Linked DNA regions of Homo sapiens: region 2 is linked to region 1. A link is an interaction called in ENCODE POLR2A ChIA-PET data of the cell type or tissue named here. Cell type or tissue: MCF 10A. All regions are shown on one strand. Each heading gives the region's core, and the rest is flanking DNA. Links, peaks and the distances in the headings are about the cores only.

Evidence for each region. Peaks named below come from ENCODE experiments on the same cell type or tissue, not always from the same donor. Only the 100,000 strongest peaks of a DNase experiment are listed, where the experiment ranks them.
Region 2: POLR2A ChIA-PET joins it to region 1 with 32 read pairs; 2 of 35 experiments call an interaction of 5 or more read pairs at or near these places.

Annotation. Positions count from the first base shown.
Region 1 is chr2:172,405,050-172,411,763 of GRCh38, reverse strand. No RefSeq gene overlaps it. Among named protein-coding and RNA genes, the nearest start is that of ITGA6, 19 kb to the left of the region's middle. In MCF 10A, for the core only: no CTCF peak of the experiment used is centred there; a DNase peak (open chromatin) is centred at 3,203.
Region 2 is chr2:172,229,219-172,235,932 of GRCh38, reverse strand. No RefSeq gene overlaps it. Among named protein-coding and RNA genes, the nearest start is that of DLX2-DT, 130 kb to the right of the region's middle. RefSeq lists a silencer at 658-952. In MCF 10A, for the core only: no CTCF peak of the experiment used is centred there; DNase peaks (open chromatin) are centred at 3,812 and 4,982.

The DNA of each region.
Region 1 (6,714 bases), core at 1,102-6,101:
CACATATATACATATGTATACACACATACACGTGTGTATACACACGTGTGTGTATACGTGTGTATACACACGTCTGTGTATATATGTATACACATATGTCTGTGTATATGTATACACATGTCTATATATGTATACACATGTCTGTATATATGTATACACGTCTGTATATATGTATACACATACGTGTATACATATGTATGTGTATGCATACACACGTGTATATGTGCGTGTGCATACACACGTATGTGTGTATATGCGTGTGCATACCCACGTGTGTGTGTGCGCGTGTGCATACCCACGTGTGTGTATGTGCGTGTGTATACACACGTGTGTGTGCGTGTGTATACACACGTGTGTGTATATGGTTTTAATCACTGATCACAATTATCTCTTTTATTCATAGAAGTAAGACTGAGCTTTGCTCAAAGCTTTTCTGTCAAATATGAGGGGGAATCTGTTGACAGCCTGCAAAAGAAGACCCAGAACTTCTTAGTCCTGGAGATAGACATCCAGGAAAGAATTTAGAAACACCTGGGAGTCTTGGATGGTTGGCAGATAGGGCTCAGTTGGGTTTTTTTGTCTTTGGATCTGAGCTGCAGATAGGAAAATACACGACATCCATCCATGAGTGCCATGGGAAGTCATGAGTCAGATAAGAAGGAAGAACTGGAGATTAGAAAAAACAAGGAGAAAGAAAAAAGCAAAGAAGGGAAGGCTGTCAGAGGAGGTGTTCAAGTTAGCGTTCACTTTCAGGATGATGTCTGAAGGCCACTCTGACCTCTCTTATTTTGTACAATGTAGTATGTAACAGGCTGTTCATCATCAAATCACATCCATGCTTGCAAGTGACTCAAGTTGAGCCTGACATATAGAGTGACCAGGAGTTTGGGCACTTCATGTGCAGTTTCCCTTCCCCACTCTCCACAAGACCTCCTTGGGACAGATTCCATACCTGAGGGAATCAGGTCAAGACCGAGTGAGTCATCAGCTTACTTCAGGAACCCACCTGCTGGCTCCAGAGTGGCCCCGTCAGAGCAGGAATGGCTTGGCCAGAAGAACATCACTGAGGGTGCCACCCTCTACCAACTCAGCCCCTGAGCTAGGAGTAATTTAAAGGAAAATGGGTGACATGGCCCTTATTTCTAAGGTGCTGCGCTAATGAAGAGAAACTTGAAGGCAGACTTGTCTCCATGTGGGAGCATGGAGTACAAGATCTTAATCCCAAATACATACTTGTTTCATGAGAAACCCTGAGCCCTCCATGTCTCTTGGTCCTCCCTCTCCCATACTTATAAAGCAGGTTGGGCTGACTTTTCTTTGACTGACATGTCATACACATATAACATACAACATAGACCTATATGACTACATATATGACAATGACCGAGTTGCTATGTTTACTTGAAGTTGGGCTTTTTAAAAAACAACGAGGTTGGGCATGGTGGCTTATGCTTATAATCCCAGTACTTTGGGAGTCTAAGGCAGGAGGACTGCTTGAGACCAGGAGTTTGAGATCAGTCCTGGAAATTTAGTGAGACCCTGACTCTACCACAAAAATAAATTAAAAAAATAAAAAAATTAGCTGAGCAGAGTGGCATGCACCTGTAGTCCCAGCTACTCAGGAGGCTGAGGCAGGAGGATCCCTTAAGCGCAGGAGTTCAAGGTTACAGTGAGCTATGATCACCCCATTGTACTCCAGTCTGGGTGACAGAGCAAGACCCTGTCTCAATCCGTCAATCAATAAGGACAAGAAAGGAACTATACGGTACTCACTACTCAAAAATCTTGGTTTAGGAACCACTTCAGAGGTCATAAGGATTTTTGTGCCAAAAGAGACCTTAGAGATCGTGTAAAATTCAGTCTTCTCCTATGTATAGAGTTAAGGAAACTGAGACCCATAAAGGGTAAGGGGCAGAGCCAGGCCCAGCTTGTGAGTCTCCCTAATCCTAACAAGTACTTTCCCCAGAAAACCAGATTAAAATGAGAGTGGCATGTTCTTCTTCTCAACATCGCAACACACTAGGATTCATAGGGTTCTGCAGTGGCATACAAATCATGCAGTTGTAGAACAAACACTTGGCAGAGGCTGAGGCAATTTCATGGCTTCCACTGAGGCTGGATCTTCTGCCTTAATGGGGCACAATAATCACCAGTCACTGCCACCAAGGTTCCATACAAGGGCTTGCAATCTGCCTGGTTTCACACCATTTCTCAAACCAGAGGTCTTGTTGAGAAGAGACTGAGAAAAATCACCCCTCCTGCTGTAGGAAGAGGCTCTACCCTAAATTACATTGGTTTATTTCCACAAGTTCTTCCTAAAGTCAATCAGATCAAATCAACTTATTCTAATATGCCTTGAATTGTGCTTGCTTGTGACATCAGTGTGAATCCAGGTTAATTTTTCATATGTGAATGAAATTATTCTAAATAAAAACTGTTTTTAAACAGTTAAAGTATGAGTCACATGCTCAGTATTAAACAAAGAAACTTAGACAATAGAAGTGTATAAAACAGAAAGTGACATTTTCCACCCTGTCCAGTGCCCCTCCCTTGAGATAATCATTGTTAACAGTTTGGTTTACATCCTCCCTTTTATGCCCGTAGGAACATGTTTATAAGTATTTGGCTTTCAAACCTTGACTAATGTTTAAAAGCTCCTGTTTAAAGATCATAAGTCAAACTTCCTATTAATAATGCATTAAGCTCACTTTTGGGGTCCTAAAAACAAAAATAGTAAGTGCAGAATGAAAGCAACCTGGTTTTCTGTGACTACTTTTGGCAGGTTACCTCAAACAGGCAAACAAGTCAAATCTGGTAATTTAAAAACAGGACTCCAGCCTTGACCATAGTTAATAAGAACTATAAAACCAAATTATTTTCCAGTGCTATTGTGTGGAGTTGCAGAAAAGTCTCAAGCCTAGGAAAGTTCGATTTAATCCTAAATGTTATCTTATTTACCACTCATAATGAATCTACTTGGCAGAGTCTGGTGCTCTGGTTATTTCCTTTGGTTACAATAGTAACTATGGCTAGGGTGCTATTCCCCTGATGTTTGGGGAGGTGGTTATAAGTTGGTCTGATTTGAAGGACAAGTCTCTCTAGTCTCCCCATGACTAAAGCAAGTCCACACCCAGATACCCGAGGGTTGTGTCTCTACATGCCACAGCTGAGGCAATGTAACCTCAGGTGCTATTTATCTGAAGGGCTTCCAAGGCTGCTGAGCTCCTGGCAGCTGTTCAAGAAGGGACACCTGCATTTGGGAAAGAATAGTAGCTTCCCATGGCAAGCATTCACCGCTTGTGGACCTATAATTAGAAGGGGATAACATCTTGCAAGCTGACTGCTTGTTCTCATGGTCTCAGAAAAGCGATTAGTTTCCATTTCATCCCTTGTAGCTGAATAGGACACAGGGGGTCAGGTACAGGGAGTGCCTGTTTAGCACAAGTGCCTGATGAGGCTCCCTGCATTGTGGTCCTGGATGCCTTGTCCTGGTTAGCCAGAGGAAGAAAAAAGGTACAGCTTAAATAGTGTCAGAGCAAGCCAAGGCTGAGCAATTTTTGTCATTGCCCCTCACTTTCCCTCTCAGTTAGGCACAACTTTGACCTCGAACCTAAATTTCACCACAACTTTCTCTATGCCCCTGGAGTGCTGTTTTCTGCCTCAATTTATTCATCTGCAGAATAGGCTTAGCAGTGCCCATCTCTAAAGGAGGATCAGCCAGTCCATGCCAAAGATGGGTGTTGAAAATATAGATCAATGTCACAAAGTCTCACTTATAATAATCACAAAATACTACCCAATTTCTTCTGTTACCCTGGAATTTTTTTTTTACATCAATTACTACTTGAAGTAAGCTGGGGTAATGTTTTCTCAAACTGAGATTCACAAGTTCTGAGATAATTTTTTAAATTCGGGGCTTTTCTTTGGATTATGATCTAAGAAAAGTCATATCAGAGTGTTCTGGCCCATCAGGCTGACCATCTTGTAACTAAATACTGGCTTGAGTTCATTATCTGTGTTTGTGTTTCCAAGAGAACTGGTGCTAAACTTTCAATGTCGTATGCAACACTGTACACAACATCGTATACAAGACAGTGCACTAAATTTATTGGACAATCAACATAGTCGATCAATGGATAAAAACAAATATAAGAGCTAAAAATAACAGTGATAGGAACAATTAAGCCTCAAATAACGGCTCATCATATTCCAGATCAAAAGCAACAACCAGCTAGTGAAGCATGAAACAACCAAACACATCTTCCTCCTATTCAATCCAACACCAGCAATTTGGTTTCCATAAAATATCATTTATCACATTTTAAAAATATTCCTCATTTGAATTTCACTGATTTTTACAATTATGGATATTTAATTGATAAATGTATTTTACCATTATACTTGTTTAAGGGTCAAAAACCTAAGAAGCATATAACTAGTTTTGTTTGATGGTAATGAAGTAATGTTACTTAAAAAAATAATTTGAGTCATCACTTGGGCTAATAATTTTTTCCATGAAAAGCTGTATATAAACTAACCAAATCTGAGAAATACTGAATGAGGGCATTAGCTGGGTCTTGGTGCTCTTACTAAAGAGAAAATCTCATTCTAATGTTACCTATTAGAAAAGAATTTTGTCAGTAACTTTCCAGCAGAGATTTAAAGCTAGTAGATCTTCCTAATATGATTCATAGTCTTCTTTTAAAATGTGCACGCCACCACACCCAGCTAATTTTTGTAATTTTAGTAGAGACTGGGTTTCACCATGTTGGCCAGGCTGGTCTTGAACTCCTGACCTCAAGTGATCCACCCACCTCAGCCTCCCAAAGTGCTGGGATTGCAGGCATGAACCACTGCGCCTCGCCCTTACATGAATTTTTTTTCAGAAGGGTATTAGAACATTTTTGTCAGGTTTTCTCCAAAATCCTATTGGTTTTTTTTTTATTAGGAATGTGTTGGAAATTGGAGCTTAATTTGGGGGACTGACTTATTAATAATATATCTTTTTTTTTTTTCAGACAGAGTCTCGTTCTGTTGTCTTGGCTGCAGTGCAGTGGTATGGTCACAGCTTGCTGCAGCCTTGACCTCCCAGGCTCAGGTCCTTCCACCTCAGCCTCCCAAGTACCTAGGACGACAGGCACATACATACCACCATGCACAGCTAATTCTTAAATTATTTTTGTAAAGACAGGGTTCTACTTTCTAACACTATCACACTGGGGATTAGGTTCCAACATATGAGTTTGTGGGGGACAAACATTCAGACCATAGCACTATCTATATCTTATGGTGTGTGTGTCTTATTGTGAATGGAATCTATATTTTTATTATAATTTCTGTTTATTGCTTGCATACAGGAACAGCATTGATTTGCATAATTATTTTGTAATTGATTCCTCTGATTAGGTCTGATAATTGCTTCCATTCTTTTTCATCTGAATACCATTAATGGCAGATGCCATTTTAAGTAATGCTATTAACTCAAAAAATATTTAAATCTCTTATTTTGTGCAAATGAAACCACCATGAGATACCATCAGAATGGCAAGTATTAAAAAGTCAAAAAATAACAGATGCTGCAGAGAAAAGGAAACACTTATACACTGTTGATGAGAATGCAAACTAGTTCATCCACTGTTGAAAGCAGTTTGGGGGTTTCTCAAAGAACTTAAAACAGAACTACCATTCTACCCAGCAATCCCATGACTGGGTATAACCAGAGGAAAATAATGCATTCTATCAAAAAGACACGTGCATTTGCATCTTCATCACAGCACTATTCACAATAGCCAAGATACGGAATCAACCTAAGTGCCCATCAGCGCTGGATCGGATAAAGAAAATGTGGTATATAGACACCATGGAATACTATGCAGCCATAAAAAAGTAAAATCATGTCCTTTCCAGCAACATGGATGTGACAGGAGGCCATTATCCTAAGCAAATTAATGCAAGAACAGAAAATCAAATACCACATATTCTCACTTACAAGTGGGAGCTAAACACTGACTACACATAGACATAAAGATGGGAACAGTAGACATGGGACTACTAGTTGAGACAGGGAGGGAATGGGGAATGGGCTGAAAAACTACCTATTGGGTATTACGCCTACCACCTGGGCGACAGGACCATTTGTATCCCAAATGTCAGCATCACAACAATATATCCATGTAACAATTCTGCACGTGTGCCCCCAAATCAAAAATTCTAAAAATAATAAATAAATACCTCATTTTGGTCATGTTTGCATTGAATTCCTTAATATCATATTTGTTGTCATATAAATAAATTTACGGACACTATTTTATTAATAAAATTGATACTCCAGTGTGATGTGTCGTGCATATTTCCCAGTATGTTCATCCCAATTTGACAAACATAGTTTTTCAGTTACTTCCTCTGGTTTAGACAGTCTTCTAACAGATGGTCTAATTTTTAAATAAGGATTATTTTATCTCCATTAAATATTTATATCTCATAAAATAATATTTTGTTACAAAACAGTTCTTAATTAGTATGCTATGCTTTATTTAGTCAGATGCCTTACATTGCCTCTTAGTTTAGTGATAACACTGAATAATAGCACACTGTTGCATATTTCCAAACAGTGACAGGTCAGAAGTAAGAATCTGGTTGCTAATCTGCTGTGCTTGCGCTGTGTCAGACTCTGGCTTTGGAGCAGCAGAATCTTGGCATTTTTGGTCTGCTTGC
Region 2 (6,714 bases), core at 1,009-6,008, 180 kb after region 1:
GAATAAAGGCTGAAAAAGAAAAAAATAAAATAAAATCCAAATAACCTGATATGCAGTTATACCAAGCAGTGTAGTGAATGGAACATCAGTAGACCCCAGATTCAAGTTCCAACTTGGTCCCTTGGTTCCTTTTCTGTTAAAATAGGGCTTTTACTCACTACAGACTTCACACTGTCTTTATAAGGCTCAAATGAGAGAAGTAAGCAAAACTACTTAACCTTAAATCACAAAGCTTTGCACAAACGGAAGGTACTGGACTTATCAGCAATGTGGTGGCCACATCTGGCGCCAGCGTTTCATTTTAAACTGAAGGCTCAAGAGGGTCGTGCCAAGCTTTCCCGGAGCCCCAGGAAGAGACTCTGTGCCTGTATACCTTGGTTCCGTTTTGTCTTTGACATGCTAATACCACAATCTCCGCGGAGCACGACCACCTGCGCCTCATAAACCTTTCCATTTACCAACACACGTGCGACCTTTCCTATCCTGGAGCCACTTTGCCAGTATTGATCGCTGATTGCAAGGGAGCATGCTTTGCAACTGCATAGGAAATGATGTTTGTTGCCGCGAAGGTGGTGGCCTGCTAGGATAAAAGAGGTCGCACTCGCTGCCAGAAGAGGAAGGAGACCCCTGCGGTGAGCGACCGTCGCGGCAGACCCGGGACGCGACTTGGAGTCCTCGTTTGCACTCTCCCCGGTTGCAAAGTGGTCCTGTTATCTCCAGGCTCTGCTGACTCCTCCCTCCGCGGCTGCCTTTTGTCTTTGAAGCCGGAGACCGACAATGGATTATTATCTGTGCATGCAGGTGTTGTTGAAGAGAACAATTTGTGAACAATGGCCCTTCCCACGTTGTCCAAACATAACGATTGCTCCGCAGCTGTTATTTGCAGAACTCGTCACCTTTCTCGATGCTGCCGATGCTGCCGTTGAGCCGCCAGCTGTCCCCGAGCGCGGCTCCCCCGGCGCCGCCCACCGCCGACAACTCGGCCGCCCTCACTGCCCCTCAATGTCCCCCGCTGTCCCCCGATGCCTCCAGATGCCCGCCGCTGCTCCCCCCAGTGTCCCCCGTGCCCGCCGCTGCTCCACGACACAAGCTTCTTTTGGCTGCCTTGGCGCTCTCCGCCGCCCCCAGGCGACAAGACCCCCAGGCAGCCAGACTGTGCGGGGCCTTCCTCCCGTGCGCTGTCCCAGGGTCAAAGCACGCTCCCCAGGAACCTCCCATCCCATTCAGTATTCTTCGGGGAAAACAGAATGGACCCACGGGGTTGCTTGTGGACCTTGTTTCAAACACATGACCCACAGGTGTGGATCTCTGCCCTGTAAGATCTGGGTGAAATTGTCTTGAATCCACCAATTCTGCAGTCTAGGAATGTCCGAAACTCCTCCTCACTCCCCTACCCCTGAATCGTGCCAATTCCCAGGCCCTGCATCTGCCTGTGATTCTTTTAGTTCCCCCACCGACCCTAATGCAAAATGCAGCCCTTTCACTGGTTCTCAAAATCTGCTGCCATGAAGCAGTTCCTGAGAGATTTCACTGAAAACGAGAGGGTTTCCACCCAGAGAGGACACCTCTTGACTGACACTTTCAGCTACTGTCCCCACTCCCTTCTCACCCCTACATCCCTTGTTTCACCCAGGAGAAGAAATTCCTCTCCCCGGTTACACATAGAGCTACTCACCAGTCTCCAGGCCCTTCCCTCAAGCTTCACTACCCAATTCCTACCAAGGGTTTTCCAAGTGCCAAGGCTCCCTCTCCTTCAAGGAAGAAGCACTGTTTTATTCCTGGTACAAAGACCTTCAGTTCCCACTGGTGTCCTGCTGGCGCCAGAATGTCTGCTGGTCTGCCAGTTTCTCAAAAAGTTCACTGGCCTGCTGCAGTCTGTTTTCTCACTTAGGGACAATTCACATACAGTGGATGGTGAGCTTACGGTGGATGGTGAGCTACCAAGGAGCAGAATTTCATGACAGCATTCAGCCCTGGATGTCCAACAACAACCTAAAAAGGTCAGCTGCAAAATCTTGCAGGATGCAGTAGCCATGCTTTCAGGGGCAATACATAGTTAGATTGACATATCTATAATGCTGAATTAAAGCTGCCATAACCTTTTCCCAAATCCCTGAATGAAAGGTGACTTCAGTCTTCCTTAAGCCTCTCCATGAATTTGTGTACCCAACTGAAGATTAGACATGAGCATATTGTATTTCTTAGGTTAAATACTATCACTACCTTATGGTAAAGAACATTTTGACTCTGAGATGAAAATATTTCTGAAATTTATTGACATCAATTTCTAAGACCTCTGCTGTGCTCCAGTAGGGAGCCACAAAATAAATCGAACAGTCCCAGACCTCTTCCTCACCCCATTTTATGCTAATAACATACTCTCAAATAACCAGTCATGTCTTTTATGGGGTAACCTTGGGTCTACTTTCCTAACTTGTAGTTAAATAAAATGCATATAGTATAAACATGAAACACCCTGCAATTCCTTGTCCCCTCACTTTAAACCAAGAAAGGAGACAAAGACCAATCAAAAAAATTGTTTAAACCATGTCTTTGGTAACATCTCCTGGTTTGTTTTGGATTAAGGGTCTGAAGGGAAAACAATTGAAAAGCAAGTGTAAATCAGCTTCCCAAAGAGAACACTGAGAATTCCAGAGATCTGCATTTCTCAGGACACTTGAGAATTATGTCCACTGCCCCCACATTCCATAACACTGGGGCAGCCATGCAGATTCACGCAGGACCTGGCTTCATGAACGCAAGGTAAACCATTAGATTCAAGCTGGTCCACTCCACCAACTACCGCGTGTGGTTGCTTGGAACAGCAACAAGCCCACGCCTGCACTAGCCTTTAGGTTGGTCAAGTGGCTGCCCACCCAGGCACTGTCTCTGAGGCAGGGTTAGAATGTCACAGCCCGCCCTGGGAGGACAGGGGTCCTGTGCATGTTAACAAGCTCAGTGAAAGGAGGCAAACCACTTGCCTCAGCACCACATTAGGCTGGGGAAGTATAAACTGGAAACCATGCAAATATTTATCTTCAGGGACCTCCAAGAGACCTCTGGGAGAAGGAAAATAAATCTCTACACGTGTTTACTCATAATGATTCCAACAGGCCCATCTAAAAACGACTCCAGCATTTCATTAAACAGACTTCTTCAATGGTCACCGAGCTGTGTAAATACAGTATAAATAAAGGCACAGATCCTCTTTTCTGGCTGGCTGGAGGTGTCCAGTTTGGATACACAATCCCTTTCTCCCAGACCGATCCCTTCTCTGAGGGCCCAGAAAGCAAGAAGTGTACCGAAGGATGTTGTTTCCCTTTCCATTAGGGTTATTTGTGGAGGGACTTTCATTTTGAAAGCATCTATGCTCATTTTTACAGTTTTGGAGAAACAGAAATTTGAAAAAAGGGCAAAAGTCCTGTGTGAAGAATTTAGTACACTTAACAATCACCTTTGATCTGACAAGAAAGGTGATCGGATTAGTAAGCCCAAGAACATGGTGAAAAATGACTTCCAAATGGTCTCCTTCCTCATCTGGCCGGAATAACAAAGCTAATGTTGGACTCGAGTCTGACAACAAGAAGGAAAAGAGCATGACCTCAGAACATCCTCCTGTGGCAAGGGCCCCAGGTGATGCTGAGAAAGCACTTGCTTTTGGAAAAGGCCCCAGCATGCACACACACACACACACACACACACACACACACACACACACGCATTCCTTCCACACAATGACTTGGTGTAAAGAAAGCAGGAAAATCGCTCTCCAGGCTAAAGATTCCCCCATGCTTGTTATTAGTCACCTTTCCCTCCTCCCAACTCTTACTGGCAACTAGGCCAGGCAATGACTCAGGAGGGCAGGCAGCAGGAGAAGCTGGTTCAGCACCACGGCTTAAAAAACACCAAGGCCCCTTCAAGTGTATTTAACTCAGATTTACTAATCTAGTCACCTAGGGAGAGAAGAAGGGAGCCAAGGAGGGGTGCAGGTGTGTGTTTGGGACAAGGTGGGAAAGGAGAGGCATTTGGGCAATGTTAGTGGAAAAATGGAAGCCCCTGCTTTCCTAAAGATAGCTCATGTAAACCAGGAAGGACTCATTCAGATAACCTCTGCAGGTTTCACCATGAGCCATTCTGCTGTGGGCGACTCTTCTGCCTCCAGTACACCTCTGATATCACTGGTAAAATGAAGGGCCTCTAGCACCACACATTACCTACTGGAGGAGGATGTCAGCAGGTCATGAAGTATAACAGGTTCTCCAGGTGAAAGGGACAGATGGGAGCAACATGAAACTCAGACCTGGGCCAACCGTGAAAGCTGAGTGCCAGGACGCACCAAAGTCAGGCAGAGGGAAGACAATGGCAAACCTCTATGCCCCAGGACTGAAAGATTTCTCCCTGAACATGGTGGGCCCTTTCTTTGAGTATGATGTCTAATTTGGCCAACTTGTCAGATGGTATAAGTCCAAGGGAAACCTCACCTAGCACCGTCTGATGGAGTTTGAGGGTGGCACTTGTAACTGTCCTGCTCTCCTTTGTCTTTGTGCATTCGGCAAACTGTCTCTCCCATCTGGGTTCACTACTCAAGAGACCAGGCCAACAGCTTGTCCGTGCTAACCCTCCACTAATCACATCACAGACCTCCGAGTGCTCCCCACCCCGAACCTTGCCTGTCCTTTCCTGTCAGAGCAGGCTGCTCACACCCAGCCACAATGATGTGATTGCAGCAGAGCAGCTCCTTAAGTGGAACACTGGGGAGGATAACACCCTGCCTGAAATTTTCAACAATCACACACTCCCCAGCCCTGATGTTCTACACAGCACTTCCATTAGCATGATTTGCGACAGACTTACTAACCAAACCCCACTGCTTCTGGCTGGTATTCAGGCCCAAATACAAAGGAATGAGTAAAAGCTGTTTTCTCCCCAGCAGTATCTCGCCTCCTTGGCAGGTGGCAGAGGATGATGTATGGAATAGCTGGCATCTCCTCCTCCTCCTTGGAAAGGAATTCAGCACACAACACTGCTGTCAGCCAACCCACCAGCCAGCTGACTCTCTGAGGGCAGCGGCAGGCCGAGCAGCAAGGCTGGATGCAGCCGCCAGGTAAAGGAATAGGCCAATGAGGCCAAGGGACCTGCACCGGCACTGCCTCTCCCAGGGCCTGAATTCCTGGGCAGCCTCGGCCTCTACAGCCCACAGCCTATGCACCAGCCCACTAAACAAGCCTCCTCCATCCTCATGTGTAATCAATTATGTGAAAATCTCACTGGAACTTTCTTTTAATGTCCTTTCTAAAAGCCTAGCCATTCCATTAAATCTGCCCTTTAATCTACCCATGCTTCCTTTATTGCAATACATACATCAACACATTCCATGAGCCACAGAGCTATCTATAGAATATTAACAGTACCTTTCTTGTAAATGCTGACACATTCAGAATGGCTTCTGTATTTGTTTTATTTGTGTTCTTACACAGTCTGTGCTCCAGAGACTTTGGGGGCTCCTGCCAGGAGAGGCTGGTCATGCTGGGTCTCTCAAGTACTTCTCATCTGGCCCAGTGGTGGCTCCCAAGATCTTTACTCAGGGACCTGGGGCCACAGTCTGACTGGAGGTTTAGGAGCTTGTCTGAAGCTGGCTTTGCAGAGCAATCATGATGCATGTACTGATATTTAATGTTGATATGTAGAGGTTTGGAGTAGAAGGTCATGAAATAATGAGGAACCCAAAACCCTACCCCCATATTGGAGCTGCAGCCAATAAGATCAAGTGCAGCCATTGATTATGGTGCCAAGAAACCCCAGAGTCCTTCTAGAAGGAGCCTCAGAGCCAGCCAGCTCTCCGTCAAAAAGGAGGCATGCAAGATATCCTATTTCAATGGGCAAGTGGCAAGATTTAAAAGACAAACATGAGCATGTAGGTGACATGGAGTACCTAGAACTCACATGTTGATGAGGCAGTAAGCACTGTCATTAATTCAGCTTGTACCGAATAACACACACTATGTAAAAGCCTTGACTATACTAGCTCATTTAACCCTCAGCACAACCTTGTGAGGTAAGCATCACTAGCAACCCCATTTCAGAGACCAGAAAACTGAGCCCTTGTTCCAAGATCCAACAACCAGCAAGTGCTGGTCCCAGGCTTTGAAACCAGGTCTGTCTGGCTATGGAGTTTCCCTTCTCACTACATCCTTCAATCTCCCAGTTACACTAACCTTCACACAGGATTTCTGATTTCACTCCCTGCTATCAGCCCTCAAAACAACAACATTTTGGTGCCCCCCTCTTCGCTGGAAGCATAAGAGCAGACATTATAGGAAAGTGGCTAGCACAGATGACAGCATGCCAGGCCACCACATAACTGGTCAAAGCCACTGGAGCCGGTCCTCCAAGAAGGAAAGGTTAATGGTAAAGGCTGGATCCTCCCAGGCAATTTCCCATTGCCCAATGAGGAAGAAATGCAAGGGTGCTCTTAATCAGGTTATTGGCTCCTTTCTGATTCCAAACAGCTTTCTGTAATTTAGCAGACTTCTCAGGAAGGCAGCTCCTTGGTGCCACTTTCTTATCACAAGCCACCATCAGAAACTACCAGGAAATGAACCCTACTATCATCCTGGCATTTGCTACCTCACCCCAGCTCAGGTCACCTGGCCCCACGGAACTAGTGTTGCCGGATTCAGCCAAAACAAAACAGAACACGACCCAAGTTAAATT